5 separate regions of the Homo sapiens genome follow, and all the other regions are linked to region 2. The links are chromatin loops, found by intact Hi-C in ENCODE. Cell type or tissue: endothelial cell of umbilical vein. All regions are shown on one strand.

Region 1 (5,000 bases), 91 kb before region 2:
TTATTTAAGCTAATATTAAAATCATTCACATATCCAATTCACACATTCACACATGCACCTTGACTAACAAAAGCATCAAAGCCAGCATAGAACTTAAAATACCACATTGCATGATCAAGAAAATGGACAATCAAGAGAGGGGTATCTCTGATCTTTTTCTAAAGAGCCAGTGGTAGACAACAGTCTAAAGCACAGTCAGGCATTATCTCCATGTGGTTTTAATTTGCCTTTAGTTTTCCTATGAGGAATTATTATATAATATAATAAATTAAGAAGATGCATGCACCTCCTTGGGGAAAAGCTCTTGCAAGATAGAATCTAACCTTGGAAATTATTTTTATTGTATCAGGGAGGAAAGAAAGAATGATGACAAAATGTATTATACAGAGGGATAAGCTACCACAGGGAAAGTTACAAGAACAGAGACCCTGTGTGCCGAAATTTATCTTTCTAATCAATCTTCGAATGCTTTAGAAGACTTCCTGAATCTTATTTTCAAAATATAAACTCCAAGTTTAATATGGTGTGTTTTAGTCTTAAGGAATCAATTTTCTTCACCTTTACAATTATGATGAGTTGATTCTCTCTCACACACTCTCTATGTGTGTCTTAAGTATGTGTATGTAGACATGTAGGTTTGATTAAATGTACATGTGTGGATATAAATGCTTTGTATACACTGTTAAAATGGCCATCTATATCAGCATATAAATTGTTCAACAAATGAAGTAAAGTGAGAAAAGATATTTGGCAGACTGATTTTAAATGTTCTGCCATTTTGGTTGACATTTACTTATTTATTTTTCTATATTATTTTAAAGAGTTTCCTTTGTGGAACATCCCACTTAAAGTTCCATGAATTTAGAGTCTTGTCTATCTCTAGAGGAATTAACATATACCTACAATAAAAACAGCATCGTTGGGTATTTTGTGTTTTAATTATCCTCAAATAAAATGGGCAGTACCATTACTATGAAGGTGCATAAGAATTTTCCCCACAAACGTATACGTTCACTGCCATCCAATGATCCATACTGATCATTGATAGATCTTATCAACAAAGAATTCACCGTGCCTGTGAAGTGAGGGCCCTGTTTTACTAATTTGATCTATTAAATATCAAACCTGATAAAACCATGTGAATGGGTTTCCTTCCAGACTATACACAGCTAAAATCTGGGAAGGATTTAAATACCATTTTTTAAACAGTTTTTTAAAAAAAGACATTTATTTGGATTAAACATATCAGATATAAAACTGGTTTGATGGTCACTTAAATAAGTGGTAATCAAGAATGTTAGTAGGACCAGTCTGGGATTCAAAAAAAAAATATTATATGCAAGTATCTATTCCTAGATACCCACCTAAAAGAAATAGCCTACTGTCTGCCAGAAGGCAGAAGGTTGAATCATATGTTCTGTCACCCTAACTCTCTGTGAGCTTTTATTCTATATTTTAAAAGGTATGGTGTATTTTAGTAATTTATTCCTTACAAACACATGACTAAAGGGTAGAAAAAAAATGTGGACAATGAAAGCTTCAGGAGATGATGGATTATGTAGCCACCAGCTGAGTGTTTCCAGGGCTGACAGCAAAATCCACCTGATCTGCCATATTCTTTTTCTACTGCTTGATACCTGGAACAGTTAGAACAACATTTATTGAGCATTGCCATTTTTCTCACACAATATGAGAGAAATGGCACTAAGTCTCATTAGCTGATACAATTTCTGCTTCGCTGTATGACTCTGAGGATGATATTTAGGTTTTCATAGTCTTGGGTTTTGGTTCTATAAAATAGAGTAACATTTTTGCAAAATTGTTACAAGGTTTAAGATAATGCTTGTAAAGCATCTGGCATAAGGCTTAGCACATATTAGACTCTTAAAACAAGTTAACTGCTCTTATCAGTATTTATACCTAATTGTGAATGAATTTAAGTCACCTTGTGGGAAATGTTTTTATTGAAAAGAAGAAGAAAGTTTATTAGAAAAAGATTTGTGTTTCTAATGAAAGTTAGAGGTAGTCCCAAGCTCAGTCAGTTGAGGCGGTAAAAGCATGTATTTTGGAGTCAAACATCCCACTACACCTTCTGGACGAGTTATTTAACATAAACTTGGCCAGGCACGGTGGCTCATGCCTGTAATCCCAGCACTTTGGGAGGCTGAGGCAGGCAGATCACCTGAGGTCAGGAGTTCGAGACCAGCCTGACCGACATGGAGAAACCCTGTCTCTACTAAAAAAACAAAATTAGCCAGGCATGGTAGCGCATGCCTGTAATCCCAGCTACTCGGGAGGCTGAGGCAGGAGAATCGTTTGAACCCCGGAGGCAGAGGTTGCAGTGAGCCAAGATGGCGCCATTTCACTCCAGCCTGGGCAATAAGAGCAAAACTCCATCTCAAAAAAAAAAAACAAAAAAAAACCCAAAAAAACAGAAACAAAAAAAACCCGATAAACTTTAGCTGGTTGTTCTATAAAACAGAGATTATAATAGTTATCTCATTCTTTGGAGAATTAAATGCAATAATGTGTAGAAAGTGCTTACACAGTGTCTGGCTCATAGCAACTCAATAAATTGGGGCTGTTCTTCCTTACTAAATGGTGGGGATAGAAGTGAAGCCAAGTTCAAGGGAGAACAGCAAAGGCCGACTTTCCTTACTTCATGTTTGTCTTTTCTGTCTGATTAATACCAAGTTAGGTAAATTAACCAAACAATATGTGAAGGTCAATGCGCCCAAGAAACCTTCTGGATGTGTACCAACACAGAAACTCCATATACGGAAAGTGTACTGAAATCTCAACAGAATGGGGGCAGCATAGTGACCCATGAGCTGACTGTGAGTCAGCAATGCAGTATCACTATTTCTTAACTGACAGTTCCTGGCGTACATTATCAGCCCTGCTCTATGTCTTCAAGATTAGTCATGTTCCTGCTGAAGTGCTTTTGTCTGGCTCAAGCGTCTACATTTTTCAAAAGGCTGGAGAAATTACACTAGCGCAGAGACTATCAAGTAAACTGATTAAAGTGAGAAGGATCAGAAATAATTGAAAAAGAGAAAATTGAGGGGTAACATCTGTCCATGATTTTACCATGAGACAGGGAAACCAAACATAAAAAAGAATAAATGGGCCCACACCGCTACAGGATGTAAGTGGGATATTAGGAAAAACTTGTACAATCAAAATTTCTCAGTGTCTCTGTCTCATTCCATGCACCAGGTCATCAAACCTTTGCCTTTCTGTGAATATGTTTCAATCGACTTTTCTAAGTACCTAATTCCATGGATCACTCACCATAAAAGATTTGTTATACACCATGGACATTTTATGGACTTGGCCAAGTTCTTTATAACATTGAAGTCACTACCAATCGCCTTTCCTATAAAACTACACAATGAATATCTGTCATCCTCCTTGACATAGAAGCCAAAATAGAATGGACGGAAGAATTCATCAAATACTCTACTTCTAAAGCCTCCACTTTCTTTCACTATAAGCCCACCTGTTCCTGACTGGCCCGTCCTTGCCTCCAGGCTTGTTCCATTGTACCCACCTTTGATTATACCCTCTACCTAGTTTTGGAACTTCCTACATCATCACACTGCTCGTCATCACTATAACTTTTATTGAAATACCATTTTCAGAACAACTCTTCTTTCCTCTGTTTGCACGTAGTTTTTGCTTATTTACCACACGATTGATTTTCCAACTCCATTGTTGTATTATCCAGTGGTGAAAGGTATTTTTCATACCTGATAGTTTGAATGTGACTGAATAGAATAAGTTTCCTGCCAGAGAATTTGGCTGATTTCAGTGGCCTTTTGATGTAATTATTTTGCTTTCATTCTTGGAAATGGAATCCACAAAAAAATTAATCTAAGCAAATTCACTAATGGGGATTAAATGGAACAAATGGTTGAAATATTCACAGAGTACCAATTTTGTTTTAAATAAACTTTTCTGTTTCCAGACCAAACTCTGATGGTGACTGATGTCTAGGTGGGAAGTTATAAGATTTTCTGCTGCTTTTATTTTCCTGGTACATCTTCTGGCAGACAGAGATGCAAATGTATAGGGAATGGTCAACAACACAGCTCAAAAGGTGGCAGAGGTAGAGTACACAAATTAACTCATTACCCTTTGATGAGTAAGGAATTCAAAGATGCTATGCAGAGTATTGACTGAGAATGAGCCAAGAAACACTGAACTCAGAACAGCATGCTTTGTACAATTATGGCACTTAAACAATGAGATAAAAGTCTTTTAAAGTAAAAATTAGGAAGACAAGTTTTCTTTATTCTGTGCTTATTAAAATATAATTCATATGCATTTCTAGCCTCAACACTTAGCATCAGCCATGGCAAAAAGTAGGTATTTAATAAGTGGTTGTAGAATCAATGTTAGTTCATTTCAGAAGCTAAGGAGGAAGGGATCCATAAAATAGTCTGCCCCAATCCTCTTAATTGTTTTTACAACCAACTTTTCATATATTCTCATTCCATAGCCACATGAAATTTGGCCAACTTTAGTATGCAGTCACTTCAATTCCTAAACTGGGGAATTTTAAAAATAGGGTATGTCCCCTTGTTCTGGCCCAAACAGAAATCCTGCTCCTAATATGTCCTTTTATTGACAAAGTCAGTATCATGTAAAGCCCCATAGAGGTAATAATGCTCCAAGTGATGAAATGATCACTTGTAATCATTGCAATCAATGTAAAGATGAAAACGTTCAGGAACCCTGATCTTTTTATTTATTTATTTATCTTTGGTTATAGTATATCCAATAGACGTTTCAGAAGCTCCAAGAGTCAACTCAAAGACTTACTCCAGAACACAGATTTGCAAACATCACAAGAAGCAGAAACATGGGATTATCTTCTTGGATTCCCTTCCCACAGCACAGTTTAAACCATCAAATGTAACATCATTACAAGCTTTCTTAAATCCCAAGCCTGCCACTTACTAGCTCAATGATCTTGGTGTGGTTATAAAGTTTAA
Region 2 (5,000 bases):
TCATTTACACTTGGGTAAATTATAAATGAACTTAGCCTTATCTTACATATTGCTTCCTTTCTGATAGCAATAGTAGATGTGTAGTTTTAGAGATAGCTGCTTTTTCCACTAGATATGTGGACAAACATAAAGCTGCCAAATTCAACACAAATGGCCACAGGTTGTTAATTATATTTTCTGCCTTCTTATGTTCGGCTACTTTTCCCTGACCATTACCACACAGGCTACTTTATAACAGTTCAATCAACTTCAGGCTGAAAACCTGATTCCTGTTGTCAGCTATTCCCACCCCACCCCCACTAGCTCCCAAGCAAGACCACAGCAAAGAAGGGTGAAAGCAAGGTGAATGAATATTTCTCCAAGTACAGCACTGGGACTCACCTGATAAGTTGCCTGTCTCCGTGGGGGTGGAGAGAGTAGAAGGTTGCAAAAGAGAGAGTGTGGTGTCTGTGCAGCTATGAATGAGGGAGCTAAGGGGAAAAGAACCCTTTAGAGAAAAGTGGAGATGGTTGTCGGAGGCTAGGGGCAGAAAACACTAACCTTTATGAGAAAGTAGAAATTTGCTTCCCTCATGGACATACGATGCTTTTCATCATTTTAAATTCATTTTTTTTAAATTCCCTTCCCACCTTTGACACTACCTGCAAGGCTAGTGGGTTAGCGAATTGCTATGCCCCATTAAAAGGATAAAGAGCAGAGAGACCTACCGTGTCCTCCTCGAAGGGAAACAGGGGAACGATAGATAGAAATAGGCACTGAGTGATGCTTGCTGCCATGGAAATGGTGCTCGTGCTGAGAGTGAGACCCCGGCGAGGAAGAGGTGGAGGAGGAGGAAGCTACATTAGAAGAACTCCATACAGAGCTGACGATACATCCCCAGAACAGGAACCAGATCCCAAGCGTCCAGGCCGGCCGGCGAGGAGGGCTCCGTCTCGCGTGGATTCTCAGGTGCATGGTCAACGCACGGGACCACTACAGATGGGCAGTTTGAATTCCAGCCAGTGAGGAGTAATGAAGTTCATGATGCCCAAGGGCCCATCATAGCAGGAGGAAGAGTTGCCAGAATTCGGGGAAGAGGGAAGCAATATGCGCTTTCCAAACAATGAATCAGTTAAAAAATTACTACTTAAAGAAAGAAAAAAAAAAGATAAAAGGCAAAAAGCCCCTTCTCTTTCCCGGAGCTGAAATTTAGAATGCCAGGGTCCTCCCAGGTATAGCAAACCTCCTACGGAGCCCCGGCATGCCACGCATGTCAGGGGAAGACCGGCGCGGCTTCCTCCGGATCTCTAGGCACTTCGAGTCTGATGACTTAACCGCACACTCCCGGGAGCCACACAGAGGAAAGGTGGCAATGAAGGAAGAGAAGGAGGCAGCCCGAACCCAAGTGGGTTCAGGTGAGTTTATCCCAACATCCAAGGAGTTTGAACATTTTTATTTTCCTGTTTCCACTTCCATGAGATGCAATGCAGAACTGCCAGGCAAAAGGGGGCTGCAGGTGGAAGAGTTCTTCGGGTGTTCCTGGGAGTCTCCGCGGAAGGGCGCGAGGCTTTTAACCCTGGGCGTGCTGGACTAGCGCCACGGAGCAGCCGCCGGCTTCCTGGGTTTCCCAACTGGATGAAAACCAGCAGCAGCAGCAGCCACCGCAGCCAGAGGAAGAGAATAAGAAGGACTGGAGGGAAAGAGGAGAGGAGGAGGAACCCGGTGCGGAGCAGCCACCCAAACCAACGTGGCACGGGGTGGAGGGAGGTGGGTGGGCGAAATCAGCGAGAGCGCAAGAGGAGGTGCCTGGCAGGCTGCAGAGGTGGCCGAGAGGCGGGCGGGCGCCTGCGAAGTGCGCGGACCAGGGAGGCACAGGTGAAGTGAAGCGAGGAGTTGGGGAGCCAAATTCACAAATGGGCAAGTCATATGCAAATAGCGCACTCCCGAGAGCAAATCAGTGCAGCCCCAGCGCTCTGCCGAGGGACTGGCTGGCTCCGGAGGAAGGAGGGGCCAGAGCGACCCGGAATCCCGGCCCTTCCCATTCAAGCACAGGCTCGTATACACCCGCGCGAGCCTCCAGCACACGCCGCCCGCCCTCCTCTCGCTCGCGCGGCTCCCGCCCCGCCGTGTGTGCGCGCGTGTGTGACACCGACAGACCGACACTGCGCCTTCTTTATCACCCGTGCCCTGCTCTTCTCCCAGGCGCGTGAAACCAAACTCCAGCCATGAAGGCACCTTCTCACAATTTCGGAGGAAAAGTAAGGGCGGCGGCTAAGGCCGAAGTAGCTCCAAATAGAAATAAAAATAAACCCCTTGAGGCAGCGCGAGCGCTGGAGCTGCTGCACGCGGTGGTGCCGCACGCGCGCTCCTCCCTGCCTGGCGGTGGCTTGGGCGACCACTCTCCAGGCGCGTGTGTCTCCCGGGGTTAAAATGCCCAGGGCCCCTCCCGCAGGGCGAATGATGGGAATCTGAGTCCGGACTCCCAAAAGTGAAGGTGGAGCGGTGGCCTGGGGACTCCAAAGGGTGAAGGGCTCCGTGATTGGCAGTCCTTCCAGAAGGTGGCTGCCACCCCCGGTGGTGGATAGGACACTGTTGGGATTCAAAATCCAGAGGTTATCGTCCGCGCCTGTAGTCCTGATCAAAAAACTTCAGAAGGGGAGAGGGCCAAGTCGGCTGGCTCAAAGAGAAGTGACTGGCGCCTGTCCGGAACTGGCTGCAGAAGGGCTGCCCCAGGTGGGTGAAGTCCCCTGGGCGCTGGGCATCAAAGACAGCACGGTGTTTACCTCACGACTGAACACGCAGGGGAGAGCCAGAATGGCAGCACCTGTCCTCTGTCGTGGCCATCTGTGACTCCAGGAGGGGACTGACCCAAGGCTCTGCCAGGACACGGTAACACTGTGGACTAGGCGGCATCCACCCCTCCAGTATGTCTCATGCGCAGGAAGGACAAACCCAACAGGCTGCCCTCTCAGGCCAGGTTGTTGTCCACACAGGTCTTGCTAGCTTTGACTCCCTCCTACCATTCACCTTGGGTAAAAAGCCCATTACATTTGCAGGGAGGAAGGGGAGGTGAGTGAACAATACTTGCTGGTTAAAACATATATATGTTGTATTTAGGAGGCTTTTTTAAAAGGAGCTTATAGCACCTATTATATACTCCACTCTCATTTCAAACCCCCTGAGGATAAAGAACAGGGATTAAGACAGCCCTATTCATCCTTGAGACACCCCAAGGAGGTGTTGAGGAAACAGCATTATGTCTCTCTAACAAAAAGACCAAACCTACAGGTGATTTGCCTTCAAGGTCATACATCAAGTCCATTTCAGAATTTATGGCAGTGAACTGGTATTCTGGTTCTGAAATTGGTGTCCTCCAAAAGCTTCAAGCTGCCCGTAGTAAATGATGCACACAGTCACCCTAACTGCCCTGGCTCTCATTTGTAAGGGTGGTCCAGGATCCACAGCCCCCCAGGAAATGGCCCTCTGACAAGGTCTTGCATACTTTTGGGTGTGCCCCCACGCAGTGTCTTAAACCAGCAGCATGCTCTCAGGGACACCACAGCAAGGGGAAGGGGTGGTTTATGGACATTCCATTGAAACCTCAGTTTCCTCCTCTGTAAAATGAGGAATATGCCTCCCTCTCGAGGTTGTTGGGGGTTTAAAATGAGAAAATATACAGTATCTGGTAGAGCACCTGACAAACAGTGGCAATATTCTTTGTCCACTAGAAAAATAAGCTGAAGCTCTAAAAAGGTGAAGAACAGGTTAAGTACATGGTTAGGGTCTTATGCTATTATTGCTAGAAAAGCCAGAAAAAATTCTTAATATCCTAAATATCCATGATAATTTCCACTCAATTCAACCACTCCTTGATTTAGTCCCCAGGTGGATTTCCACTGCACTTTTGGCCTTAAGGCGGCCTAGATGACTCTGCTTAACTCTAATGCTTCAGCTCCATCTCCTGCCAGATGCCCCATTCCTCCCTACTCTCTAGTTCCCCAGGTCTTTCTGCTTTGATCGTGGGAAGTTTTTTCTCATCCCAAGGCCTTTATAGCATTGTTGGCCCCTTCTGTCTGGAAGGCTTTTCCCCAAGATTTTCATGTGATGGGTGCATTTCAAATGTCACCTCCTCAGAGACCCTCTCTGGTCCTCATTTAAAGTTGACCACCACCCCTGGAAGGCATCCCCTCCCATTACCTTGTTTTATTTCCTTGACAGCACTCTCCAGTGTCTGAAATTATTTTATCTGTATACTTGTTCATAGTTTATCTCCTTAAAATGGTTATAAGCTCTCTGAGGGCTGAGTCTTCATTTTCTCCTGTTTTCTGTGTGTGTGAAAAAATAGGTAGCACATCATACGGGCTCAGTAAATACTGGCTGAATGAACGAACTCAGTGAATCAATTGCCAATCTCATACTCACATTTTCCTTATGCCATTAATTTTGCTGATGCGTTTGTCTGGCTTTAGCAGTGTGAATCCTCAAAGACAAGCTTTTCCAGAGTTGATAAACTGACCACCTACCCACTTACTGTTTTTCTTTTTTTTTTTTTTTTTTAATTGGCATTGAGCATTGGAGACTGCTTTGACTTCATTCTGAGGATGTGTGGGAAGCTTAGATGGACCTTCCAATTAATTCTCTGCTAGGCAATAAAGAGAAAATAAATCCTTAATGCAGTACAAAATCTGGAAATGCTGCTGGTGCATCACAGCTGGAACTATTCATTTCACTTGTCATACTTATAATTTATTTATTTACTTTTTGCAAAATGTCAAAAGAAGTCACCGTGAATTTTGGTAAGGCTGATTCCATTTGGGAACACAGTTAAATACTGAGAAGACTCTTCAGAGGACAAATGTAAGACAGGTCTATTTTACTTCTTCCACTACAAAGAGACAACCCCCAATTATCCTAATAAAATGAATGTCCCTCTCCAATTTACCCCACTGTTAATTTTTTCATGTGTTTCTTATCCCTCCTGCCCCTCCCTCTAGTTAACACATTCCTATTTCGACTTCTTT
Region 3 (5,000 bases), 320 kb after region 2:
CTTTAGAGGTTAGGACATTTAGCTTGCAGAGGTTAAGCAGTTTGATCAAGATTCATGCAGGTGGTAAATGGTAGACCCCTACATTGAACTCAGGTGTGCTAATTCCAAAGCCCATATCTTTACTAGTACAATGAACTGTCTTTGGAAAAAAGGTTTTACTTATTCCTCACATCATTGCCCAAGAAAAGCAGTAGGTAGAATTTAACTGGTGAAATTTCCATGTAGAAGCTGTTCTAAGGAGTTTGTACTTCTTCCCTATGGCCCAGTATCAGAATGTCACTCCATCTAATTCATGGGTAATATATCCAGCACCCTCCCTAAAGCAGCATTGTTGCCTTGCCTCCTTGTCACACATTCACTTCCATATTGCACTGATGGCCAACAAGCAGTCTACAAACCAGCTCTTAGAGTGACGAAGGACATATAGTTATGGAAAATTCTGGCCAGGTTCAAGCTGTAGCTTCCTATTCCTATGAAGCAATAGCATATAGTGGATGAGCATGGAGAGTCCAGGGCTGTACTGCCTGACTTTGCATTCTGCTTCCAAGACTTCTTCACTGGGTTACCTTGGGGGAGTTACTGAATTTTTCTATGCCTCAGATCCCCATCTGTAAAACGGATATGAAGTTAGCAGGGTTAAACGTATCAACACACGTAAAGTTTTTAATAGAGTGCCTATGGCTTAAACCGTGCGCTATTACTAATTATGCTGCATTCATTTCTCTCCCTTCCTCCGAAATGATTGAATCATGTTGTGGTCATTTCACTTACTGTTTTTCTCTTTTTTTGTGTGAGAATGTGGGCTCTTTTTAAGTAGAGGCCACCTCTTGTGTCTTCTATATGTCCCCCAGTGGCTACCAGAGGGGTCTGAGCACAGCCAGCATTCCTAACTTCTGGGGGGAGGGGCTTGTATTTGAGACATTTGCTTTGGGGTCAAGGTTTGGGTCCTCACCATTTCCACACATGAGGTTCCTGGTCAAAACTAAGAGCTCAGCAAAAAAGAATAATAATGGGAAACGCTGAGAGGAAGCAAATTGACCTTTCATGGCCCTTAGACGTGGGGAGAGAAGTTAAGAAAACGAAGGCTTACAGAGTACCAGTCAAGAATCTTCATATTTTGCCCATAATTCCCTAGCTCTACTGGTCCCAAATCCTTTTCTCCATAATGTCAGCATTTTTTAAAAGTGTGTAAGTATGTGGTATAAAATACTTCAGTAAAAAAAGTTTCTGGAACCAAAAAAAAAAAAAAAAAATTAGCAAATACTGCATACTTATCAATGATTTGCAATGTACATTAGCTTATTAAAGTCTCCTAATAAGCCTGGCAATAAAGAACTCCATTTCATTTTGTTTGACCGCACACTCCTCAATCCTATTTTGTCAAGTTTTTAAAAATTACTATGAGAAATACATTTTAAATGGAAAATTTTGCAAAATGACTTTTTACAGCTTGGTGCTATACATGCTATGTAGGTAAGGACAGGAAAAGTCAACAAGAACCAGTGTAGTCAAATTTTTCTACTAGCAAGGGCAAGTTTTTGTACTAGCAAGAAGTTCTAGGCAGAGGAGGCAGTTCATGCAGCATTAGGCCCCAATTCTGAGGAGTATAACTCAAGTTATGCTTGGTATAGTAATGTATTCTTAATAATAGAAACATAGATCAATCAATTATTATTAACTGTCACCCGAACTTAATGCTTTTCCAAGAACACAATCACATTACAATAAATGATAAACACAAGGTTGAGGAATATTTCTATCCTTGCTTTTGATTTCTTGTGAGCCAGACCTATTCTTTACATCATTTCTATAAACTAGCTGAAATTGGACACACTAGGGGGGCCTTAAAGAACATTAAAGGGATTACTAAATAAGCCAATGAGATACTACTTAATAACTTGAGGACTGTGGGTATTTTAGTTTCATTGCCTGATTTTATGACTTCTGTGAACTAAAATTAAAATTTCCCAACCCCTTATCACTATAAAAAGCAACCCAAGATTGTAACTCATAAGCAAAACAGCACTTTTCCCCTCTCAAATTTCTTTATCCTTCTGGCTGCTTTCTTCCATCAGCAGTGAAGTTCGGGGGGTTGGGGGGACACGTCTGAAAATGAAAGCGTTTCATTAATTTCAAAAAATCAAATTACTGGATAATGGCATTTCGTGACTTGGCCCTGCTTTTTAATTATTAGTGGTAAAAGAAAGTGCAATTTACAAATAGCTTTATTCCAAAGTTTTCATAAAAGAATAATGACTGAGAGAGACACATTATAGTACCCTCAGCTCTGTAGTTCTTTATGACTATACTTTTGGAGCATTTATTTTCCAGGGAAAATGAAACGAACTCACTGTCAGGAGAGATCAGGGTGAGGTCGCCATCTAGTGGCTGCTTTTCAGAAGCGGCTGTGAATCCCATCACCCTTCAGAGACAAGCCCAGAGGAGTGAGCAACAGATGTGTGACTTATCCTTTGCAGGATCCAGATGCACCAACAGTTCATACAGTTCTTGAATAATTAATTCAGGTTGGCTGCGGGCGCTAAATAGTGTAACCATTTGTACATCTCTTTTAAAATGTTCATTTCAGAATGCAAATTTATGCTCCAGGCACGTAGACCAGGAACTTCACCTCCCGCTTCTGAGTTATGTCTATGTGTAATCGAAGTGTTTTGGGTAATTGTTGTGGTGGTTCTGTTTGTCTTTGTTTTTGTGAGGGAGAGGTCAAGTGTTGTGGCCTACCTCCTGTAAGTTTCTTAGGAGACTTTAATAAGCTAATGCATTCCCTACCTCACTCCAACCCATTCCATTATATTTTTCCCATATTGTAAGATAAATTATTTTCTTATGATGGATTTTGAAGTACAGCAAGCAGAATGATTTTGTGGAATCACACTGACATGGATTTGGAGCTTAATTATACAACGCTCTCAAAGTTTTATGCTTCCTTTAAATGGCATTAAGAACACTTACCTTTAAAGGCTATAGTGAATGATAGAAGATTAAAGGAGCTGATATGCTTAACACAGCTAACAGTTTCTAATGCCTACTGGGCACTGGATATGTGCCTAGACGCTCTTCCTTAATCCACAGGCTATCCTTCTCTACACACACACACCTGTACATGCACGTACATATCTTACTATATTTCCTGATTCCAGAAGTATAGAAACTCAGGCTCATGAATATAAAATTAAATTATAAGACCCCAAATTACAGAATATTCATGCTGGAAAGGCCATAGAAATAATAGAATATCAATTTTAAAAATGAGGAAATTAGGAAAAAGAGGTTTAGTATATCTATCTCAAAGGCATAAAATATTTTAGTGGCAATGATTATATTAGACCCCCAGGGCTACTGACTGTCTTATTCACAGAAGAAACCATGGAGATGGCTTAGGCCACTGACTGCATTTGACAAGGCCCAGGAATGTTAACTTTCCTAACGTCCTGCAAGTTAACGTCAGGGCCCAGATCTGATGGCAACAGTGTTTCATGTAATACCCCATGCTGCCCCAAATCTTCTTTCCCATATGGATAAGAATTCTGCTTCATAGATGTGTCCTGCTCTAGAATATCAGAGAGGGAAGACTTATAAGATATAGCATGTAAGGCCTGGCGCGATGGCTCACGCCTGTAATCCCAGCACTTTGGGAGGCCGAGGCGGGTGGATCAGGAGGTCAGGAGATGGAGACCATCCTGGCTAACACGGTGAAACGCCATCTCTACTAAAAATACAAAAAATTAGCCAGGCGTGGTGGCAGGCACCTGTAGTCCCAGCTACTCGGGAGGCTGAGGCAGGAGAATGGCGTGAACCCGGGAGGCAGAGCTTGCAGTGAGCCAAGATCGCGCCACTGCACTCCAGCCTGGGCGACAGAGCAAGACTGTCTTAAAAAAAAAAAAAAGAAAGAAAGAAAAAAAAGATATAGCATGTAAAATGGCACTTGATGATACCCTCTTTCTTGTACCTCAGCCTTCATAAATTACATCCACCATCAAATTCAGTCTGAAGATCTACGTTTATAAACCACTCCTGATTTCTCCAGCCCAAATGGGTAATTCTCTCTTCTGATTGACAAATTGTAATCTCACCCATCAAAATTAGAATCTCATTATATATTTTGGTCCTGTTTTCAAATACCAGAGTCCTATCTGATCTGCTTAATTGGTTCATTATTTGAGGAAACAGGTAATCTCATCTGTTTCCATTTTATCTTCTGCAATTCTAGCATACTGCTGACATAGAACAGACTCTTAGGAAATACTTATTGATTGTGTGGAGCTCTGAATGTTTCTTTCCACATTCTAAATGTAAATCCCACCAGGCCAAAGATTTGCTTGTTTGTTCACCACTGTATTATCAGTGCCTTGTAAAATGGTGTGTAGTGCAGAATAGATAATTAATAATGATTAAATAAGTAATTAATTAAACCAAACCTTATTCAGCACCTTCTAAGTATCATGCACTGTTTTAGTACTTACTTTTACCTGTAATGTTCTGAATTTCTGGTTTGCCCATCTCTTCTACTAGAGAGTGATTCACTCACTGATGGAAGGAACTGGCATATGGGAGGATGATTGACATGTGATTTTTGAATGATTGAATAATAAAAGGATCTGTAGAACCCTACATCTGTTCTCCAGACACATACTCTACGCCTAAGGAGAGAGACCCATAAATATGTAGTTATAGTTAGTAGGTAATTTCCATAACGCACATTGATGAAAAGGTATTGTAAAATACAGAGGAAGACCTTCTTAGCCTTGCCTGAGTTTGTCAACAGAAAACATGATTTGTGACTTCTACTATGCAAAATAAAAGGTTTTGCAAAACACTGTTTGCTCACTCAGTGACTGAGAGGACTGAGAGAAAAGACAGACGAATTTCACCATAGTCATACTCACCCTCAGCCACATCATCATCCACGGTTAACTTAAGGCTTTTTCCTCTCCGCACCACCCGAACGGTGTGCCACTCGTTGTCATTGAGCTTCTGCCCTG
Region 4 (5,000 bases), 310 kb after region 2:
GAATGAACATTCCTATTACTAGTGCAAAATACAAAAATAACTCTTAGGCAAAGGGAAACAATTTCCATAACTCCAAGTCAGCCTGATAAGCTGACAGGAAGCTTTTATAAATGTGTGCTTTACGATGATGAGCTAACCCAGATGGAAGCTGTTTAAGAACAGAAGCGATACATGAAGTTGAACACAGAAGTGGAATGAACAGATTTGATGTGGTAAATTAACAACTGATACAAGGAAACACAATATATTGCGCAAACACAGGACCATAAGGCTCAACCAAAAGGCTCAAAAAGAAAAAAAGGAAATAATTACATAGATCCTTGGTCAGGCAACTTCTTTGCCTTTCAAGTTAGGTAACAGTCACGTTTTCAGCCAACCCAAGACTACTAGGGAAGGCTGAATGTGTTCACTTCTGCCATCTGCTGGTTAAAACTAGATTGTTTACACTGCAAAGAATTGTTGGATTCAGGAAGACCTGTAAAATTCATTTAGTATCTCAAGAGACAGTGGATCATCTACAGGAACAGGCTGAGCATGGTTTGTTGTGCTGCATGGGTAGACATGCAGTATTATTAGATGTTTGACATAAAATAATATTTGTAAACAATAAGCCTACCATTTATCGAGTACCTACTACATACCAGGCATTTTATGTGTATTTCTGATCTCCTTACATTCAAGGTAAGTTTTATTGCCCTGTTTTATAGGTAAGAAAGATATAGCTTACAGAAGTTACATCACCTTCCAAATGTCACATAGCTAACAAGAGCTACTACCTGGAGCTGAATCCAGGTATTTCTAATATCAAAGCCCATAATGTTCCAATATACCACACTAAAGAACTGCCTAGCAATGCCTGATAATTAGTAAGTACTTAGTAAATGTTAGTTCCCTTCCATCATCATGGCATTTGGACATCGTTTTCCTATTGCCTGCTAGATTTGCATTAAATAATGCAGTCACTATCAGCCAAAATAAGAAACATTTTATTAATTAGTGACATCTACATAAAATCTCTGGTTTTCCCCTCATCATGTATTAAAGTATAAATAAAAGTCTCCAGTGCTGTTTCAGCCATTCTGGAAGCCAAGGTACACATTGAAAGAAGCCTGATGTCAATGCCAGGGAAGTTTTTTATTTTATTTTATTTTTATTGGCAAGTATGTGATACTCAGAAAACATCTGCCAACATACATTCCTGGAGCCTGTGGCACATGTCTTGACATACTAAACCAGTGACAAGAGAACACTGATGGTGATGCAATGTCACGTGGCAAATGAGAATGAGACAGGACTGGTCAACTGAGGAAGGAGGCAGTGGCAGAGGCAGCAAAGAGGCTTGGTGCTTGCAACAAGGCTGTAGCTTAACAAGAAAAAAATAGGTTGTACCTTCACAGCCACGCTCGATCTGTCCGCTCCGATGAAGAGCATCATTGATGAGGTCTGGCAGGCGTCCATTCAAGTCCACTGATGCTAGACAGCCCTGAAAGCCATCTCGAGAGGCCACGAGCTTTGGGAGGTTGCTGTACATGCCTTGGGCCAGACCAGCCATATAGAGATCACCTGGAAAGGAAAGTAATTAGCAAAAGAGAATGAGTAAAGGATGTGGTGACCATGTCAACTAGTTTGATACACTTGAGATAATTCATCAGATAAGGAATAAGATAGCTGGGGGGGGGGGGGGGGGACAGCATAAATGAGATAAGCACCTGAGTTTCTACCCTGCAAAAAAAGGAAACCAATATTTATTATGTGTCATTCATTTTATATATACCATCTCAAAAATTTATTCATCATAGATGGAGTAAAGATTAACAATATTGTCAACAAAGCAAGCATTTATTGAGTGCTTTTTATGTGCTTGTTACCAATAATATGCTGAGGGATATACAGACATGCCATCAAAACTTCTCACGACCTATACAGAAACTAACAATTATTATCCTCATTTTGCAAAGAAAAGTAAATGTAAGCTGAACAAGGCTAAGACAGTTTACTGATGACACCAGACATTAAATGATTCAGCTGAAATTCCAAAGCCTATATTCCTTCCTCTGTATTACGGCCCTTCCCACACTTTGACACTCATCCTGTCATCTCTCAGCCCCCACAGCATGACATTCCCGAGGTTATCAGAGAAAATGAACCATTTCTTGATGAGTAGTCTAAGTAAAAACGGAAAAAATTGCATTACAGGATAATTCAACATTGTTAAAACAGGATATGGATGATGTATCAAAAATGCATGGCACTCTGAACCTGTGGTTTGCCTCTGGAAATAGTCTATCTATTGTAAGAAAAGCTCTATTAAAAACTAAATTTCTTTACAAGGTTTACCTTTCAAATCCAGATTTTTGGCACCATTGATAACCTGAGTGACCACTTTGGTGTCCACTTTCAGGCTATGAGTGTTACTATTGTCCCGAGTGATGACGACATTGTGCCACTGGTTGTCATTCAGGGGGCGGTCACTGTTGCCTTTGATCACATTGGGACCGTTTCCGAGGTCAAAAACGTAGTGTATATACCTAGGAAGAAAAAAAAAAAAAAACAATAATTGGAAAATCCCCGAAGTGGTTTAATGGCTATATGTGTGTAACTGACATAGTGGGCTTCAAATCCCCCATGCTAAACTGGCATAATGCAGGAATAATTTAAATCTTGATATGAGGTTACAAGAATAGTCAGATTTTATTCTATCATGCTTCACTATAATTCCATACTCATCGAGTCCACTTCATTAACACTACCTACTAATACTCTCCAGAGTCAAAGTAGCACAGGTTGTACACTACAAAACATAAGGGGGTGACTTTTAAATTCATCATCAACCATTAATCTGTTTTGGTTTTTGTTTTGGTTTTTTGTTTTGACTATTTTCTAATACATGGTAGTAAAATGTCTTGAGGAAAGGGCAGCTTCTAAAAACTTGCATATATGGGCTAATGGTAGGATTTAAAATATTTATGTTTCATCTTTTGGTATAAATTGGGTGGTTGTAGTTAGTAATACTCAAGAATTAGATGCAATACAAATCATAGCCCTCTTTTGCAAAAATAAGCTTTTCTTCAATAGTTTTAAAGGGCTACATTTCATAGGAAAAAGTCTGTTAGTGTTGAGTTAGTGGAAGACCTTTAAATTAAATCATGAGCCTCTCTCCTTTCCAGACCTAATAATTTTATGGATCCATTTAATCAAGGAAGATGCGAGAATGTGTCAGGAATGGAGGGTAGGGAGTAGAATAGACAAGTTATTTTTATGTCCATATTTTACGTAGAGCTTCAGTAGATTAAAGGTGTCCAACATAAGTCGTGATCCCTTCTACTTACCCCTTGACAAGCTCGACTGCAATGAAGTCATTGCCATCACCACTATTGAAGAGAATGAAGCCATCTGGTGAGGTGGTCTTGAACTGGAAGAAGAGGTGCATGGAGGTGTAAGCCTGAAGAGTGGCAAGGCTCAGGTAGCTGCTCTTGGTCTTAAAGGTGACAGGGTCAGCGATGATGTTCCTCAGTCCAAAACGAGCCTTCAGCTCACAATAATCAATGTCACCATTTTTGCACAAGTCAATGTAGAGAAGGCCATTAAACATGAGGCTCTGCAGATGGCCAATAAAGCTGGAGGGGACAACGGAGATGTAGCGTTTCTCAGTCATGATTCCCGTTTCAATGTTGTGGAACTCCAAACGGGTATGGTCTCCCACCATTGTACCTGTGAAAATTGTAAATGAGGTACAAACAGAAAAGTTACCATCATTTATCACAGCACCCTCAAGTATATTTTTTGGGTGTAACCTGTTTCCACACAGAATATTCAGCTTTCTTGGGTGAGTTCAAGAAAACCAAATATTCAATATGGTAGATACCTTACTTGGCCTCAATCAGGCATTGCCCAAATTACATGCTGTCACGCAGCTGCTCAGCACGGCTCATCATATAAGGGGAAATATGAGGTCATGAGTAACCCAGGCTAAAGGATAAAACTATTGATATTCTCCATTCAGGAGAATCACTGGACACTAATACACACTATAAGAAGAAAGGCCTTTGTTGCTCTGACCCTTGTAAAGACACAACACACAAGTCTTGGGCATCACTACCAAGTATTTTTTCTCGTAATAACTCTCCACTTAGTACTCGTGGGAAGGATTCTATTATAGACTTATCAGTTGAGTTTACCTGCCCAGCAACTGTTACTTTATCTTATAATAACACGTAATTTTTCTTTAGGAAGCTACCCACCCCTCTTGACCTTTCAACCACCTGGACTGGATAAAGTTGACCCTAATCAAGCTACTCAGCCTAGACCACTCAATGTACTTTACCCCCCTAACTGTCACAGACTTTGGACTACAGACTTAAAAAGCGGTCATTACACTTTAGGGTGTATCAGAATCACCTGGGGGGCTTAGGCCCTCAGAGTTTAGAATTCAAAAGTCTGGGGTGAGGCCTGAGAATCTGCATTTCTAACAAGTTTCACAGTGATGCTCTTGTGGCTGATTTAGGGACCACCCTTAGAACTGGCAACAACCCAAGCCATCCCGGCCACACTCAGTTCCAGAGCTCTTGCTGGTACACTTAGGAAAGAGGATTCTTTGCAAGCAAGGACTGCTGGAGGGGTAAGAAGAAAGCTTTGAGTCCCTAGAGGCTATAAGAAAATCAGAGGGATCAGAGGACTAGCAACCCAGAAGACAATTACCAAATGAAGAGAATCATCTGTGCTGTCCTTTGAGACTCTGGATCAAGCCAGGCACCTCCCGGCTTTTTCAAACTGTGTGGCAATAGACTCCCTTTCATGCTTAAAGCGTTTGAGTTGGGTTTCTGACATTCACAACGGAAATATCTTCAGCTGTTACAAATGAACTATTTAGAACTTGTATTACCTATTTTACCTAGAAGTGGTGAGTGACTAGGGCAGAGGGGATAAGGAGGGCTTGAAAAAAAAATACAAAGAGACTGGAAATTTTAATAACAAAATAAAGAAAAACATCATTAATGTGG
Region 5 (5,000 bases), 270 kb before region 2:
ACCTCTCTATTATTTAGGCTTGACTGCAGTGAATGGGCATTCCACTGAATGACCTTATCCCTCTATCTGTCTGAGTCTGCTCTCCCCGCAGCAGGGGCAAATGAGCTCCAGTTTTTTAAGAGTACATAATAAACACACAACCTGTCAGGCTTCAGCTGGGGTTATAGATGGAAAATGACTTGATGAACAGTCCATGCTTGAGTGATAAATGTGTATATCAGGAAGTAAATCTAGTGGAAAAGAAAATCTATCCACCACTTGCGCTAGCAGTTGGGAGACTCATATTGACAGTAAGGATTCATTTTCTTAATTCTGAGTAACTCTGAGTCTTTTTCTAAAAACTCATCTTCTTTTCTCTACTACCCGCCAAAAGGGTGGTATTACCTATTTATTAAAAACAGCCATACCACTTTACACTTACAAGTCACTTGTTCATCTTTGAAACTCAAACATCTTACATTTGCTTAATGCAGATACCCTAAGGAAATGTAACTTAGCATTAATGACAACACCAAAACACAGAGGCTGGTTTCTTTAACTGGGTTTACTCAGCAATCTGAAATGAAACTTTTAGGATTTTAGGAAGTAGTAACATCATTTATTTTATTTCTACTATGTATCTGGCACCTTATTTTATGTAAACATAACAATTGTATAAGGAAAGTATTTTCTCCACTTCAGAATAAAGGAATCTATGGCCCAAAATTGCATAACTTGCAAAAAGTTATTACATCTATATATTAGTCCATTTTCATGGTGCTGATAAAGACATATCCAAGACTGGGCAATTTACAAAAGAAAGAGGTTTAATTGGACTTACAGTTCCATGTGGCTGGGGAGGCCTCACAATCATGGCAGAAGGCAAGGAGGAGCAAGTCACACCTTACGTGAAATGGCAGCAGGCAAAGAGAGCTTGTGCAGAGAAGCTCCCCCTTATAATAACCATCAGACCTCATGAGACTTACTCACTATCAGGAGAACACCCTGGGAAATACCTACCCCCATGATTCAATTACCTCCCACCGGGTCCCTCCCACAACACATGGGAATTCAAGATGAGATTTGGGTGGGGACACAGCCAAACCATATCAATCTAGTAAGTGCCAGAGTAGGAACGTCAACTCAGGTTTGTGACTACAAAGCTTATGTCTTCACCAGTGAATATTACACAGTCTCTGTAGGACACAGAAAGGTAGTTTAGTAGTGTGGAGGAAGAGGCTATATATTACATTTTTCACCAGGCTCCATTTCCTGGTGAAAAAACAACAACAACAAAAAAAAAAACAAGCCCTCCGAATACAATCTCTTATGGTAGGCAGAATAATGTACCTCCCCCATGAAAGATACAATATATTCTAATTCTTGAAGCATGTGAATATGGTACCTTCTATAGCACAGGGGAATAAATTTGCTAATCAGTTGATCTTAAAATAGGGAGCTTGCCTATCATCCAGGTGCACCCAATGTAATCACAGGATACTTAAAGGTGGAAGGGGAGGCAGAAGAGTGAGAACAAGAGAGACAGCCCCTCGAGGAAGGCAGCCTAACATTGTTCATTTTTAAAAACAACATCTGCATTTATAAGAAAAGGGCCCATGAGCCAAAGAAAGCAGGTGGCCTTTAGAAGCTGGAAAAAGCAAGGAAGTAGATTGTTCCCGAGAGGCCCCAAGAAGGGATTTGCTCTAATTCTGACACCTTGATTTTATCCAGAGATACCTGTATTGGACTTCTAACCTTCAGAACTCTCATAAATTTGTGTTGCTTTAAGCCATGAAAATGTGTGGTAATTTATCATAGCAGCAATAGAAAGCTAATACAGAAATCAATGGGGCTTGAAAACAAGTGGAGAACAAACACATAAGTGAGAAAGAAAAAATGACCAAAAAATCCAGTCAAATAAGCAACAGCTCCTCCAGCTACATGCTATCTTGGTTATCTCTACTATAGCTCACTGGTAAGACTTACTTGTAGAAGAGACTATGAACATCTCTAGACCTCAATTGTGGGTTATCTGAGCTTTCCCCTCTTCCAAGGATAACAGTGATTCTTAGTATTTGGCATGCATTAAATCACTTGGAGGGCTTGTTTAAAACACAGATTGCTAGGACTCAGTCCCAGAATTTCTGATTCAATAGTTGTGGAATGAGAATCAACAATATGCGTTTGTAACAAGTTGCCAGGTGATGCTGGTGGCCAGAGACTACACTTTGAGAACCACTCATCTAAGCAATGATTCTTGGGAGAGTGATCTAGGCTCTTCGCTCCTTAGTACTATTGATTTCAATTCATAGAACTATTGAAACCCACTGCTATATTTAGAACCAGTGTCTTAGGAGAGCTATTTTTCCAAAAATGTCATAGATTCCAGAATTCCAGAATCTGAAAATGCACACAACCTCTTATTGGTTTTACCTATTGATGTCCAATCTCATCCAACAGAAATGGCATCCATCCAGCAAGTCACATGGCCATCATGCTGCTTTTCTATTCTCTCTACTACTGCACATTATTAAGAAGAGATGCTTTAAAGAAGGAAACAGAATCATCATACTTCTCAGGGCCCACTGCACTCTTGTTTAGATGTTATCGTGGCATTTTTCCTCTAATGCTCCAGTGCATGGAAACATAATACTGTTAATGAACTTATAAACTTTTCAAAGGTAGGGAGCCTGTGCTCGCCTACTTTGTGTACCTAGTATTGTGCTATCCTGTAGCGCTTGTTCAATGACTCAGACCCCCTGAGGCACCATTACTACTTAGTTACTGACAGAATCGAAAGCTCAGCTGTGTCCCTTAATTTGTTGCCCCAGCCAGCCCCATGGGGGCGCTGTGACATTTAAGAAGTATTTTTATTTTTATTTTTATTTTTTGCCTAAATTTTGTATTTATTTTCACTGTTGGGGATGAGACTCACAATGTTTCAACATTTGCATTCACAAAGCCATTCCATAGATGTTATGAAACAAAGAAACTGGACGTTAACACCATTAGCTCAAGGTTGCAAAAATGGCAGCTCACACATTGTTTGGTTTGGACTGCTAAGGGCATTAATTAGATGCCAGAATCAGGGGATTTAACATACACACCAGACTGTTGGCTTCTCTTGAAAAGCTGACAACTCTAAACTCACATCTCTACACAATTATAATCCAGTGGCAGCTGAGTGGCCACTGTGCACTTTGATTGGGGCCTGCACTGTACAATTTGCCACCTGGCCTGCTTCACTCAGGCATATTACCTGTCTGGTCCCTGTAGAAATTTGAGGTTGCAGCTTCTGTTTTCAATGTGTTTATTCACCTCTGCATCAGCTCCAAATTTTTCAAGGTCTCAGCTGGCCTGTGCCAACCTTGTCATGCCAAATACAGCCGACTCTCCAGTTCATGCTGTGGCCACAACCAACCCAAGCCCAATCACCCTGATACCCAAGGAGCACACATGGTCCACTGGCATTTCCACAAGGGAAACCACAGGCCCTAGAACCTGCTAACACATCCATCTCTCTGTCAGGGGACTCTAAGCATAAACAACTGACCTGGAACTTGCAAGACACTGGGAAGCCTCACTGACCATCTCCACCCTTGGCTGTGTTTCCAATCTCAATGGTAGAAGACACTGTGTGCAATTGGTCTTCTGATCAATTTAACAGGATGCTGGAATATGTCATGAAAGGTGCTAACCCTCTCCTCTGTTGCAACAGATAAGTAACATCACAGAAGAAGAAAGAGGAATGATTTCTTCCTGACCTGAGTTGGCAATCAGGTGATGCCTTGGAAGATGACAACTGGCATGTGTTTGTGATAGATATCCCAGTGCTTGCCTGTATGACTGACATCGCCAGAGTCACTGTCCTGAGCAATTTGCCTTCATAAGAGCCTACAGAAGCCAGTATCGCAGGCTAATTATAAGTTAGAGGAGAAAAATATGTCCTTTCAACTGAATACCTGTGCCTTTAATTTTACAGAGCCCTTTTCTCCTTGGGACTATAGGGAGGGAAGAGACCTCTCTTGTCACTTGTCATTCCAAGGACTACTAGTTATATCAAACTTTACTTTTTTTTTTTCTTGCCACACCAAAAAAGTCACTCACTTTTTTTCAGAGAAGCCTGCTGCATAGTTTAGTTGGCTATCCCTGCTCTCCTGTGGCCCTTTCCTAGCTCTGACTTCTTTTAAAAGAAGATTGTTTGTTCTGAAGGGATCTTTGCCAAAAGAGCGTTTAGGGTTCTATCACTTGTTTGTTTTTCATTAAAGAGAATTACATTTGACTCACCTCTAATATTTAAATAGATAAGGCACCCCAGGAAAGGGAGGGAGAAAGCTTAAAAAGAGGACTGTGGGGTCTTTCTTCACAAGGATGCTTGTGGGGTTAGGCCCTACAGTGAGACGGGAGAAAATGCTATTACAACTATCAGATGAAACAGCTTACCAGACAAGGAACTTTGCAGTTAGCTCCTCTTGTCTTTAAAATAGATACGGCCCAACATGTGGGTCAGAAGTAATTTAAGTCTAGAGAAGGATGTTCACGTAGGCTAAGAAAGAATGTTCTTTTAAGAACACATTGAGACTCTTATTATGGGTCTTACAGGACAGTCTGAACCTTTTGGTTGATGTATTTTATTACAACTGCTGGAATTTTAGGCATGCTCATTCTTATCACTTGGTATTGAAAAAGAAAAACAAAACAAAAGAGCAGCCTGTGACATCTGGAACGTAACCTGGCACTCATGGCTAGATCTTGTTATTCTTCTATTGCACATGAGCAATGTCACAGAATACCAATCTCAGAAGAAGTCACTCTGAGACCATGATAAACTGAGTCAAAACAAAGCTACATCTTAATTTAATCAATGCACAGAAAAACAAAGTCACTGCTTCACCCACAAAATAGCAAACAGTCCCCTCTCTTGGCTAGTGATTGCTACTTCTTTATCATTTACAACTTTATCCTCACTCTTGTTCCATACAGAGAAGATTTAATCAAGATACACATTTTTAGAATTGCCT

What was found. Peaks named below come from ENCODE experiments on the same cell type or tissue, not always from the same donor. Only the 100,000 strongest peaks of a DNase experiment are listed, where the experiment ranks them.
Region 1: a loop joins it to region 2, with 5 times the contacts of the local background. A loop is called at or near these places in 6 of 110 quality-filtered maps.
Region 3: a loop joins it to region 2, with 5 times the contacts of the local background. A loop is called at or near these places in 5 of 110 quality-filtered maps.
Region 4: it touches region 2 in a loop (4-fold over the local background); 5 of 110 quality-filtered maps call a loop at or near these places.
Region 5: a loop joins it to region 2, with 4 times the contacts of the local background. A loop is called at or near these places in 4 of 110 quality-filtered maps.

Annotation. Positions count from the first base shown.
Region 1 is chr14:79,367,736-79,372,735 of GRCh38, reverse strand. The region is part of intron 15 of NRXN3 (neurexin 3); the gene reads right to left. Among named protein-coding and RNA genes, the nearest start is that of NRXN3-AS3, 260 kb to the left of the region's middle. RefSeq lists an enhancer at 1,184-1,353. In endothelial cell of umbilical vein, no CTCF peak of the experiment used is centred here; a DNase peak (open chromatin) is centred at 2,835; H3K27ac peaks cover 1,321 bases.
Region 2 is chr14:79,276,246-79,281,245 of GRCh38, reverse strand. All of the region lies in intron 15 of NRXN3 (neurexin 3), which reads right to left. Among named protein-coding and RNA genes, the nearest start is that of NRXN3-AS1, 200 kb to the right of the region's middle. In endothelial cell of umbilical vein, no CTCF peak of the experiment used is centred here; a DNase peak (open chromatin) is centred at 1,965; H3K4me3 peaks cover 1,071 bases; H3K27me3 peaks cover 2,210 bases.
Region 3 is chr14:78,957,266-78,962,265 of GRCh38, reverse strand. It overlaps NRXN3 (neurexin 3), which reads right to left. Exons shown (of 21, transcript NM_001330195.2): 11 at 4,905-5,000. Among named protein-coding and RNA genes, the nearest start is that of NRXN3-AS1, 120 kb to the left of the region's middle. In endothelial cell of umbilical vein, a CTCF peak has its summit at 2,398 (motif pointing left); a DNase peak (open chromatin) is centred at 2,365.
Region 4 is chr14:78,964,736-78,969,735 of GRCh38, reverse strand. It overlaps NRXN3 (neurexin 3), which reads right to left. Exons shown (of 21, transcript NM_001330195.2): 12 at 3,330-3,711; 13 at 2,338-2,528; 14 at 1,390-1,563. Among named protein-coding and RNA genes, the nearest start is that of NRXN3-AS1, 110 kb to the left of the region's middle. In endothelial cell of umbilical vein, a CTCF peak has its summit at 406 (motif pointing left); DNase peaks (open chromatin) are centred at 315 and 2,145; H3K27ac peaks cover 2,612 bases.
Region 5 is chr14:79,541,952-79,546,951 of GRCh38, reverse strand. The region is part of intron 16 of NRXN3 (neurexin 3); the gene reads right to left. Among named protein-coding and RNA genes, the nearest start is that of NRXN3-AS3, 88 kb to the left of the region's middle. In endothelial cell of umbilical vein, a CTCF peak has its summit at 2,790 (motif pointing right); no DNase peak of the experiment used is centred here.